3 separate regions of the Homo sapiens genome follow, and all the other regions are linked to region 3. A link is a contact called in ENCODE Hi-C or POLR2A ChIA-PET data. All regions are on one chromosome and are shown on one strand. The core of a region is the stretch at or near the end of the contact, and the rest is flanking DNA. Distances in the headings are between cores, read along the strand shown.

Region 1 (3,480 bases), core at 866-3,365, 41 kb after region 3:
GGCAACAGGACCGAAACTCTGTCTCAAAAAAAAGATTAAAATAGCTTCAAATTCACTATTATAAGATCAATGGAGAATTCATGTTGGAGAGGTTCAAATGGCCCCTCAGCAAATGTCTCCCTCCTCCCACAAAACATCAATGCCTCAAAGAGAAGCAGAAGGAATACACACCTCATCATTTCCAGGGGCGGAACCTCCCGTTTGCCCTGCATGTATGTCCTCCTGCTCATCCGGGGGGCTGACTCAGGGCACTCCAAAATCAATGTCCTGCTTCCTCCATCTTTTTACCCCCTCCCTAGGCCAGCAGGCAGGACAGGGAACCCTCAGCAAATGCCACATGCAAAACCCAGGAAGTACAGGGAGCTCTACAGAATCCTTGTGCATTCTTACATTGTTTAACTTTTACAGGCAGGAGGCAACCCAGCTCTAGAGGACACCGAAGGGCCCAGGCTGGCTTCTTCCTTACCCCTCTGACAGTGGCAAAAGTTAAATCCTTAAGGACAGACAGTATCATTTCTCATCTTGGCACTTACAGTAACAGCTTCACCCAACGAAAGGTGTCCACTGGGAGAGGCTGCCGCTGTAGGCATCTACTACACAGCACAAACATTAACCATTTTGATCAGAAACATTTGTTTCCCCTAAAATAAAGTTGTACTTTCACCTCAACGCACCCACAAGAGCTGCAAATCTCAACACCTCCACAGAATCTGTCCTGATTGTGGGAAGCCCTGCCACATTGGCAGCCTCCCAGAGGAAGGTCCCCACATCAAGGCCCTGGCCCTGGGCCTTCTGCTTGTCCAGACATCCAAAGCCAAGGTCCTCCCAGTCCTCCTCCACAAGCTCAAAAATGCCTCAGACTCCTCCACATATATCCAGGCCAACCTATGGAAAAAGGACTGAAGGACACATATACGAGAGACCCCAGAGCAGGAGGGGAGGAGTTGGCCAGGAGCTGACGGTGACACTGGGCCCAGTTCTTGGCCTGATCTGAACTCTGGGCACCTGCGGTGAGGGAAAGTTCCCCCAAGTCTGGCAGTAATTGAACCAAATGTCAAGCGGAGAGGGACTTGGAGATATTCTGCAGTCGCCTGTGCCCTGTGCATCAGCCAGTGGCCCAGTGCGCCCACCTCTACCAGTGAGGGCCGTGGTACTTCAGCGACGGTCCACCCCTTACCTACCACAAAGGGCCTCCTAAGCTCAGCTCAACAGGGGCTCTGGAACCTGCACTGCTGGGCCTTGTTTCCCCTGGTGCCACCAGACCAGGTCCCACCCGCTGCTCCAAGACAGAGTCCCACACGGCCACATATCCTGGTGTCTCCGCCTCTCCAAACCTCACAGCTGCAGTGTTCCAATGCTCCTCCAGTTCAGCCTGGAATGGTGCTAATTTTACTTTTCGAGAAATCCTATCAGCCTGTTGATTGGGTTTAGTCAAAAGCAATCTCTAGGTCTTCCCGGGAGGACAGGATTTTTGTTTGTTCTGTTTTTTGGAGACACGGGTCTTACTATTTTGCTCAGGCTGGGCTTGAACTCATAATCGTCCTGCCTCAGCCTTCGGCATAGCTGAGACTAGGCGCATGCCAACACACCCCGCCCCAGCATGGCTTTGAAGGCCCTTCTCTGCTATTTTGCAGTCATCAGCTGATCCAAGTCCCTAATTTTAAACTTCACATTTAGCCTGCAGGAGGTTCCTTCAATGCTAGGCCTGTGGGCTCAGATAATCAAGCACTCTGAATACTGATTCTGGAGTTCAGCTTTGACTATCCTCAACCTTCCAGAATCCACACATCCAATACGTAGCATCTCAGGAGTCATCAGCGTCTCCATCAATATTCTATGAACTGTCTCAGTGGCCCACTTTTATTCCATCTTGCTAACAAAAGACTTAATGCCTTTCTACTACCTGACAATTCTTTGTTACCTTTCTAAGTAACCTCTGGAAGGGGAGATTGAGTTTGAGCTGGCTGGGCTAATAATAATGCCAGGTACTCTGTACCAGGCACAAGATTAAGCACTTTCCAGTGACTCTGCATCCTCCCGAAGCCCAGGGAGAGCAGGGGCCACGCATATCCTCAGTCGATAGATGAAGACACATTGGTTCCTGGAAGTGACAGGAAGGCCGTCCGCCAGAGCCTGACTGCATAAACTCTGTGCTGTACCACCTCCCGCTTCAGAATGGCTTCCCTGAAATACATGGGAATGTGGAGCTGGAAAACTCCTGGAAAGTCGACCACCCCATTCAACAGATGAGGCCCCACCCCAACCCCAGTGGGGGCTTCTGTCTTTGGATTCTATCCATGCCTCTCCAAGTCTGAGCCCATGAGAGGCTTCCAGCAAAAACACACTGTTGTGTTCCCTGTGCTCAGCTCAGCTCGGGCTCCTGAACCTGCACTTCTGGGCCTCGCTTCCCCCGGTGCCACCAGACCAGGTACCACCCACTGCTCCAAGACAGACTTCCACACAGAGAAGGATCAGCCATGCATCCTGGTGTCTTCACCCCTCCAAACCTCACAGCTGCACAGCGTGCAAATGCTCCTCCAGGACAGCCTGGAATGGTATTCATTTTAATTTTATAGAAAGTGAAAGTATCCCGTCTGGACTTCTCCCCCTGGCTTCTATCCATGTCTCTCCAAGTCTAAGCTCATGAGAGGCTTGCAGTGAAAACACACTGTTGTCTCTCCCACCCACCATCCTCTGGGATTATACTGCCCAGATCTTATTTCCGAGATACTCCATCCCTCCTGGGTCAGAGACCTGGCTCGGTGGGCGTGCAGCAACTAGCCCAAGAGAATTCCCAACTCCAAAATAAACTGGCTTCCTGGGGCCCCCATCCTCGACGCAGGGAATCTGATGCTGGCACTGCCCATGGGCAGGGGAGATGGGCCCTTGCAGGATCTGATGAAGAGACAGGGAGTCCGTCCTCTATCAGCTCCCCTTTCATGTCCTCAGGTCAAGCATCTCAAAACTGTCAGAAACCACCTGATGTCCAAATAGCCAAAAACCCAGTAGGGGGTACTCACCTAGAGAAAACCAGGGACTGGGCCCCGAGTCCTTGTGCTGATGTCCACACTTCTCTGCCATGGCTAATGCAATCGGGGCAGCACAGGCAGCTTTGTCTCTACATGTCTTAGATGCCAACCTTGGCAAAACCTTGCCTTGGCCTGGACTCCTGTGCACGAGGCCAGTGACCCCAGGCCAGGCCTTGCCCATGCAAGGCCTTCAACCACAGAATCAGAATCTCCAGTCTCACAAGGCTGGAGAGGGCCAGCCCTGGAAATGCAGGAGGAGGCGCTGCATCCCCTCTAAGGAGACAGAACAGCAAAGCGGCCAAGAGGACCACCGGCGCCCATGCCAACCCACCCGGGAAGGGCACCTGTTCCCCACCCCGATGGTCACGGGGAAGGCTCAGGGAGGTAAGAAGTGAAGCACGTAGTGCAGGCCTGGGCCAGAGGAAGTTCAGCCAGCCTTTGCTGCTGTGTC
Region 2 (3,064 bases), core at 547-3,046, 40 kb before region 3:
CACATAGACAGAGACAGATGTATTACTCAGGGTAGGACTGCTTCTTGGTGTTTCTTTTCTTTCCTTTTTTTTTTTAAATATTTTTTTTCTTTTTCCTTTCTTTTTAAGATATGAAATTCCAGATCATGGGAGGGAGAGTTTGAAGAAGGAAGAACCACCAATAGAAAGCGGTCCCCAAAGAGGTATCGGGGATGGCACCCAGACAGGAGCACATGTACCACTGCCCAGAATGTGCATTTCACTAGACAAGTGACCACAAAAGGCAAGTGGGAGCTAAACCCTGCCTCTACTCGCTCACAGAGCCACAGGTCCTGGCGCTGGCTGCATCTCCCTACTCACCTGGTTGATGAGGCCCCTTTTTCTAATTCACACAAAAGCACCCTGAGCTAACAGCAGCTCCAGACCTGCAGAATAGGTAAGCAGACAGATGGGCAAAGGGCCAGGCACTTCCTCACCCTAACCCCCAGCCCTGGCCTCCGGGAGAGCAAACCAAAGCCCAGACCCTGACAGAAGAGCCTGAGGAACTGGCACCGTGGCTCACAGGGAGCTGGTCTTCCCTGGGACACCAGGATGCAGCTAAGAGTTTCTCAAATCTCAGGAGTTTGAGTCCAAAAGCCTCCCTGGAGAATGAATGTCCACAAAATATATCTTACAGAAAGATGCTCTTTGAAGGATTGCAGGATGTGGTGAGGTCATTATCTACAGAGGTCAAAGGTTGAGACATGAGGATGGAACACTTAACACTTAATATTAGAAATCCTGTGTTTCAAACACCTTTCTCAGAAACGCCGGCCTGCGCAAATATCTTAATACATAAACTAATGCACTAGTGACACATTAAATTTATTACCACACGCTTTAAAAATGGAAATTAAATGTTCCTGATTATGCTGTGTTTTAAATGCTTTTCTCACAGGAGAAAAAAGTGCATTTGGGGTTGACATTTGCTTAAGCAGAATAACTAAAAACAAAGAGGATTAGCATACATTCTATCTCAAACAACAGAACCAGATGTCTGGAGTCTTCATGAATTCACTGTCCACATAAAATGTCCCACACCTCTGGGTTCAGGGATCAGAATAATTTGGATTAAATATTCAGGATTTTTGTCTCTTGTGAAGAGGAAACATGTTGGCATAAACCAAAAACTGGCCAAGGCCAAGTGGTGAGCTCAAGAGACAGGAGGCGCATGTGGACAGAGGTGTGAAAAAACCCAGTGGTTCTCTCTGAAGATGAGTATCTCCTCCATGTCCCTTCCACTCCTGGGGCCGCTAACAGTCACTTGACAGACAAGCAAGGATCAGGTTAAGCCTGGGCTGCTGGTGATAAAATGAGCGCCGGTGGGCAGCGCCCTGCAGTCCCGGCGGCCGATCTGTGTGGCTGCCCTCACTGGCCACATCACTCACCTCTGACCTGAATTCCACCCACCATTGTGCCCTGGAGAAAATTCAGGTTCAAGGAAAACAAGCACTAGTCATGTTGCCTAAGGCCATTCTGATTCAGGAAGTCACCTGTGATCCCCTTGACAAAACTATCACTGTTCTTCTCCCTCAGTTTTCACTGTGACTTGAAAATGCCCACTCCTCCCAGAAGTTCAAGGAACTGGACCCCCGGACATGAGCCCAAGGTTCGCCGGCTTCAAAGATCCTGGCCACACACCAGTGAGCCTGGCAGAGGCAGGCTTCTGGTCCTCTTTCCCAGTGATTTCCTGCTGGCCTGACACCAAACTCCACTTTCCCTGAATGACTCTAATAAAAGTTTATCAAAACTCCGATGACTGCAAAAGAAACTGGAGATCCGAGGGCAGTCCCAGCTCGAAGCACTGAAGGATCGGCTGGCAACCTTTGCACTGGCACTCCCAGCCTGAGAGTGACTCCAATCTAAACAGCCCTAATTGGACCTCCCCGTGGTTTTCAATTAAAGTGTAAATTGGGAGGGCTGTTAATTTAGGAGAAGATGGGTCCTGGGTCAGCTGAAAATCGCTCTGTCTGCAGAGGCCACATCTCATTAACGTTCTGGGTTGGGGTTTTTGTCCTGCTACTGTTTGCCAGAAAGGGGGGTAGTTCACACCAGAAGAAAGCTGGAGGTCCCTGCAGATCCCTAGGAAGGCTCATTCTCTAAAACATTCTTCAGGCTCAATTCACATTCTCCTTTAGAACAGTGGAAATGAATCAAGATAATTGTTTTTTAAAAGTCTAGTGACATAAGGTAGCTGGACGATGAAGCAGGTCTGTTCACCTAAGCTCTACCGCGTTTACGGGCAGTCTGCATGGATCAGGGAGTGAGACGGTCAAGTTCTGAAGGTGACTTCCCCTTGGGCTGGAGGCGGGGCCTCAGTCACAGTTGTTTCCTGGCAGCCCTCCTGGCCAGCCAAGTGCCAACTGTCACCAGCCCGAGGTGACTGATTCATTCCTTCTGCCAGCAGCAGGTCAGCTGCTCAGAAACGTGTCAGTGCAGGATTAAAAACAGTGAGTGTGAGGCGGAGTGTAGGGGCGGAGAAATCACTTAAATGACAGAACTCAGGGGAGCAAGTCTGCACAAATGAAATCACCTTCTTAGGGAGACCAGCAGGGAAGACCCAGAACAGGCAAAGATTAGCACACAACACGGGCAGAGGGAGTTACGCCTACCGCCTGCATGTTCCTCTAAACTTCTAATCTGACCCCACTCTCCATCCAGGAGTGGGCTCTCAGCAATGTTCACAAAGGTGACGGGCAAGAAAACCATCATGCACTGTACACAGGGGCAACTGTCACACACATTCTCCACCACGATCACTGTCATCCCCATCATTATCACCACCATCATGATCAACATCAAACTAAAACCAACCCAGACAGCACTGCCCCAACGCATGCAAATACACGCTGATAGAAACAAAATAGGAAAATACGTACCCTGCCCCTTGTGGTTGACTTCTTTGGCAGCGATGACTTTGTTTATAACAGTCTGAAGGAAGTCATTCTCCCCTGCCACCCTGGGTGAAAAACGGGATGACATGTTCAGCGGCTTGTGTCGAATGGCGTCGTCCAACGCGAGCCTGGAGGGCACGGGACGACCAAGA
Region 3 (3,379 bases), core at 742-3,241:
ACAGTGCATTTTAAATGGAGCACGAGGGAAAATAAAAAACAGAACAAGACTATAATGACACACTTACATCTGTTAAAAACAGATGCACACCAAACAGCACGAGAACACAGGCAAACGAGAGGCCACTTCACACACAGTAGAAAGGTTTTCTATGGGAGGCAGGAGGAGGAAGGGCCAAGCAGTAGGCATGAAAGGCAAGGAGTTTTGTGTCTTTATTTAATGTTCATAGGCAGTCGATTCCTCTTCTAATGGCCTTCCTAAGCAAAATGAAAACCATGGTTTTCCTCCCCACGATTTTTGGCATGCACTATTTCTTCAACAAAGTGAGCCCGCACACCATGTACCAGAGACCACACTGGGTGCCACAAATACAGAAAGAGATTAGACCCAATCTCTGTCCTCCATGAGCTCAGAAACTGGAAGTGCCCTAAGACAAGTAGGGGTCACACCACAAACCCTGCTGCATGACAGAGTTCGGCATGAAGGAGAGAGGATGTCCCGGCAGAGGTTTTGCACCGGAGAGTAAGAGAACAGAACGGAACGATTACCTGGCTGCTCTGGGGCACAGCAAAGAGGGGATGAGGCTGGAAGGAGAAAGATTCACAGCTGTTACAGAATTAACTTCTCCCTGGCACGGCTTGCAAGTGGCCTCCACGTAGTCAACCAACCTGCTCCAAAAAAAGAGACATCCACCCAGGGAACAGGCAAATACAGGCAAGACACAGGTCCCAAACTCGGGGAGGACACAGTCCAGCACAGGAAAATGGCGGTCTAGTCATTTTAGAAGAAAATGCATCACTATCCCTTTTAAAGAGTTGAATAAATTAAGTTTGAATGTGGCTGAATCAAAAGGACAATTTCCTCAACTTTGGGCAATGCCTGCAGCTTGCCTCTGGTGCAGCATCTCACCCTGGGGACGCTATGGAAGCCCTGGGGACCCTATGGAAACGAGTCGACAGCAGGATTGGCACGCCCTTGACCAGACAAGAGTCACTCAATCAACACTGGGGCCTGGCCTCACCTCTCCTATCTGGAGGTAGGACATTGTTTAAAGGCAGGGGTCTGCACGAATGAGCTCTCAAAGCTCTTTCCACTTCCACCATGAGCTAGAAAGCTCATTTTCTTTGTTCTATGCTGTAAGCCTTCGTGAGCTCAAGAAAGAGAAATTAACCACAACTTGAAGGTAAATTTAGTCTTTGAACCCTAAAATAAAGATTTATCATCTAGAAATTATAGCCTCTGGAGCAAGCTCTGTAATATCCTGGAAAGGATCATAGAAAAAAAGAAAATCAAACTTGCTAAACCAAAAAGTCATCTTAGAGGAAAAGGAGAGCCAAGGAAAGAAAAAGAAAATGCCAGACTCTAATACAAGCCATGAAATTTAGATAAAACAAGAGGAAGATATTGGAAAACAAATGGAAGTACATTATTCTCTTTTTATTTAATGACAAAAAGTCACCACACTCCCCAAAGTCAAAACTATTAATACTTCTCCAAATGCATTTCTCTGATTAGATTCAGATTAAAACCAAAAAGTTAGTTGTCAAGGAACGGAAATTCATTTTATGCTAAAGAGTCTTTACAAAGACTGAAATATTTTCATCAGAATCTAGAAAGAATGACTAGCCCAGAAAATTAATGTTCACTGTAGATCTCTTATCATGATGTCAGCCAAAAAGTCAAATGCCTGCAATCAGATATTTTTGAAGTTACACGTATTACAAGGACCACTGACATGCCCGAGGAGTCCACTGTTTAAAAAACACATTCCTCAGCTGGGCATGGTGGTGGGCACCTGCAATCCCAGGTACTCAGGATGCTGAGGCAGGAGAATCCCTTGAACCCAGGAGGCAGAGGTTGCAGTGAGCTGAAATTGCACCACCATACTCCAGCCCGGGCGACAGAGCGAGCCTCCATCTCAAAAAAAAAAAAACCACCACCACACACGCATTCCTCTTATGAAGCAAAGAACAAAAATGCAGTCTCCACAGGCCCAGGGGCCACAGGAAATCATTAACTATTCAGGAATGACATCATTGCCCAGTGTTTATTAACCAGGATTTCAACTTCAACTGACCGGCAGCAAAAGTAAAACAAGATACAAGAGCATTTCCCTTCAAATCAGAAAAGTGTCTGAGATGAGCGGTTTGATCCTTAACCTCTACTTAATTTCTCTCTGTCTCCTCTCAGACACATGCAGTATATACTGAGAGGAGATAAGGGAACACAGCTGTCAGCTGTAAACACGGAAAACAAGCAGAAGACCCCATCACAACTACTCATCCGCTTAAGGACTGGGGCTGGTTTTTGCAGAGCTGCACTGGCTTCCACGCAGAGGCCACTAAAGTCGATTTTTTTTTTCAGACAGGACTTTTTTAGGGAAGGTACAGCATGCATCAGATGGGGAAATAAGGGCCATGAACATGGATCTGTTAGTAGGTCTGTGTTTCTCAGAGGAGTCTACCAGGAGCTGGTCACAGTTTGCCTCGAGCAGGAAGCTGGGCATACTTCATTCCTTGTAAAGTGGATTTCAAGTTGGAAGTTCAATTTGCTGATTACTACGGGATGTCTTCAATTTCCCCTCTCACCCCCAACCTCCCATGTGGAAGGGTTTTGCTAAAAAACCTCTGTGAAAAAGCAGTTTTTCTACTGAAATTATCCTTTTTATTCATATGCTATATGGGAACCACCCTTTCAAGCAGGAAATTAAGCCGACAACAATAAGAAAACACAATCTCACCAAAACCTCCAGATCTGAACAGTCTTTAAAAAATCAAGCCCATCATTTCTTCCCTTCTGTGCAACAATAACCACAGCATAAAATGAAATATGGCATGCTCAAATTATTTGCAAACACAAAATATAAAAACAAATTGTCTGAAAAGCCAAGGACATTGGAAAACCACTGTCACCAATAGTTTATTTATTGGATAATTATAACAATTGCTTCAGGACGGGCACGGTGGCTCATGCCTGTAATCCTAGCACTTTGGGAGGCCGAGGCGGGCAAATCACCTGAGGTTGGGAGTTCAAGACCAGCCTGACCAACAAGGAGAAACCCCGTCACTACTAAAAATACAAAATTAGGTGGGTACAGTGACACATGCCTGTAATCCCAGCTACTCAGGAGGCTGAGGCAGGAGAATCGCTTGAACCTGGGAGGCAGAGGCTGTGGTGGGCCAAAATCGCGCCATTGCACTCCAGCCTGGGCAACAAGAGCAAAACTCCGTCTCAAAAAAAACAAAAAAAAATATTGCTTCATTGGACGGCATCCCATATAACTATGATAAATCTCTGTTCATCCCAAGAAAATGGGGATTACAGGTTTAAAAAAAAAGGAAAGGATGAAAATTGGGGTTCCTCTGAGACATATACTGCT

The links. A loop is a pair of places that touch in the nucleus more often than their neighbours do. ChIA-PET counts read pairs that join two places held with the same protein, here RNA polymerase II (POLR2A). Pooled maps may share reads with other maps.
Region 1: a loop to region 3 is called in a map of IMR-90, with 2.2 times the contacts of the local background. The contact joins two enhancer-like sites. A Hi-C loop is called at or near these places in 3 of 168 maps with a recorded cell type or tissue (IMR-90, endothelial cell of umbilical vein and heart right ventricle) and 2 of 50 pooled maps. POLR2A ChIA-PET finds 5 or more read pairs at or near these places in 2 of 52 experiments (AG04449 and Caco-2).
Region 2: a loop to region 3 is called in a map of Calu3, with 2.6 times the contacts of the local background. The contact joins two enhancer-like sites. A Hi-C loop is called at or near these places in 2 of 168 maps with a recorded cell type or tissue (Calu3 and transverse colon). POLR2A ChIA-PET finds 5 or more read pairs at or near these places in 3 of 52 experiments (BJ, CD8-positive, alpha-beta T cell and H1).

Annotation. Positions count from the first base shown.
Region 1 is chr10:126,930,377-126,933,856 of GRCh38, reverse strand. The region is part of intron 1 of DOCK1 (dedicator of cytokinesis 1); the gene reads right to left. Among named protein-coding and RNA genes, the nearest start is that of DOCK1, 27 kb to the right of the region's middle. Within about 2 kb of position 2,115, at least 3 of the 41 ENCODE cell types and tissues checked have a DNase peak (open chromatin) inside an H3K27ac peak, as active enhancers do.
Region 2 is chr10:127,012,208-127,015,271 of GRCh38, reverse strand. DOCK1 (dedicator of cytokinesis 1) reads right to left here. Exons shown (of 52, transcript NM_001290223.2): 12 at 2,898-3,040. It overlaps DOCK1-AS1 (DOCK1 antisense RNA 1), which reads left to right. Exons shown (of 5, transcript NR_188215.1): 4 at 109-262; 5 at 1,555-1,774. Among named protein-coding and RNA genes, the nearest start is that of DOCK1-AS1, 13 kb to the left of the region's middle. Within about 2 kb of position 1,796, at least 11 of the 41 ENCODE cell types and tissues checked have a DNase peak (open chromatin) inside an H3K27ac peak, as active enhancers do.
Region 3 is chr10:126,971,788-126,975,166 of GRCh38, reverse strand. All of the region lies in intron 2 of DOCK1 (dedicator of cytokinesis 1), which reads right to left. Among named protein-coding and RNA genes, the nearest start is that of DOCK1-AS1, 53 kb to the left of the region's middle. Within about 2 kb of position 1,991, at least 4 of the 41 ENCODE cell types and tissues checked have a DNase peak (open chromatin) inside an H3K27ac peak, as active enhancers do.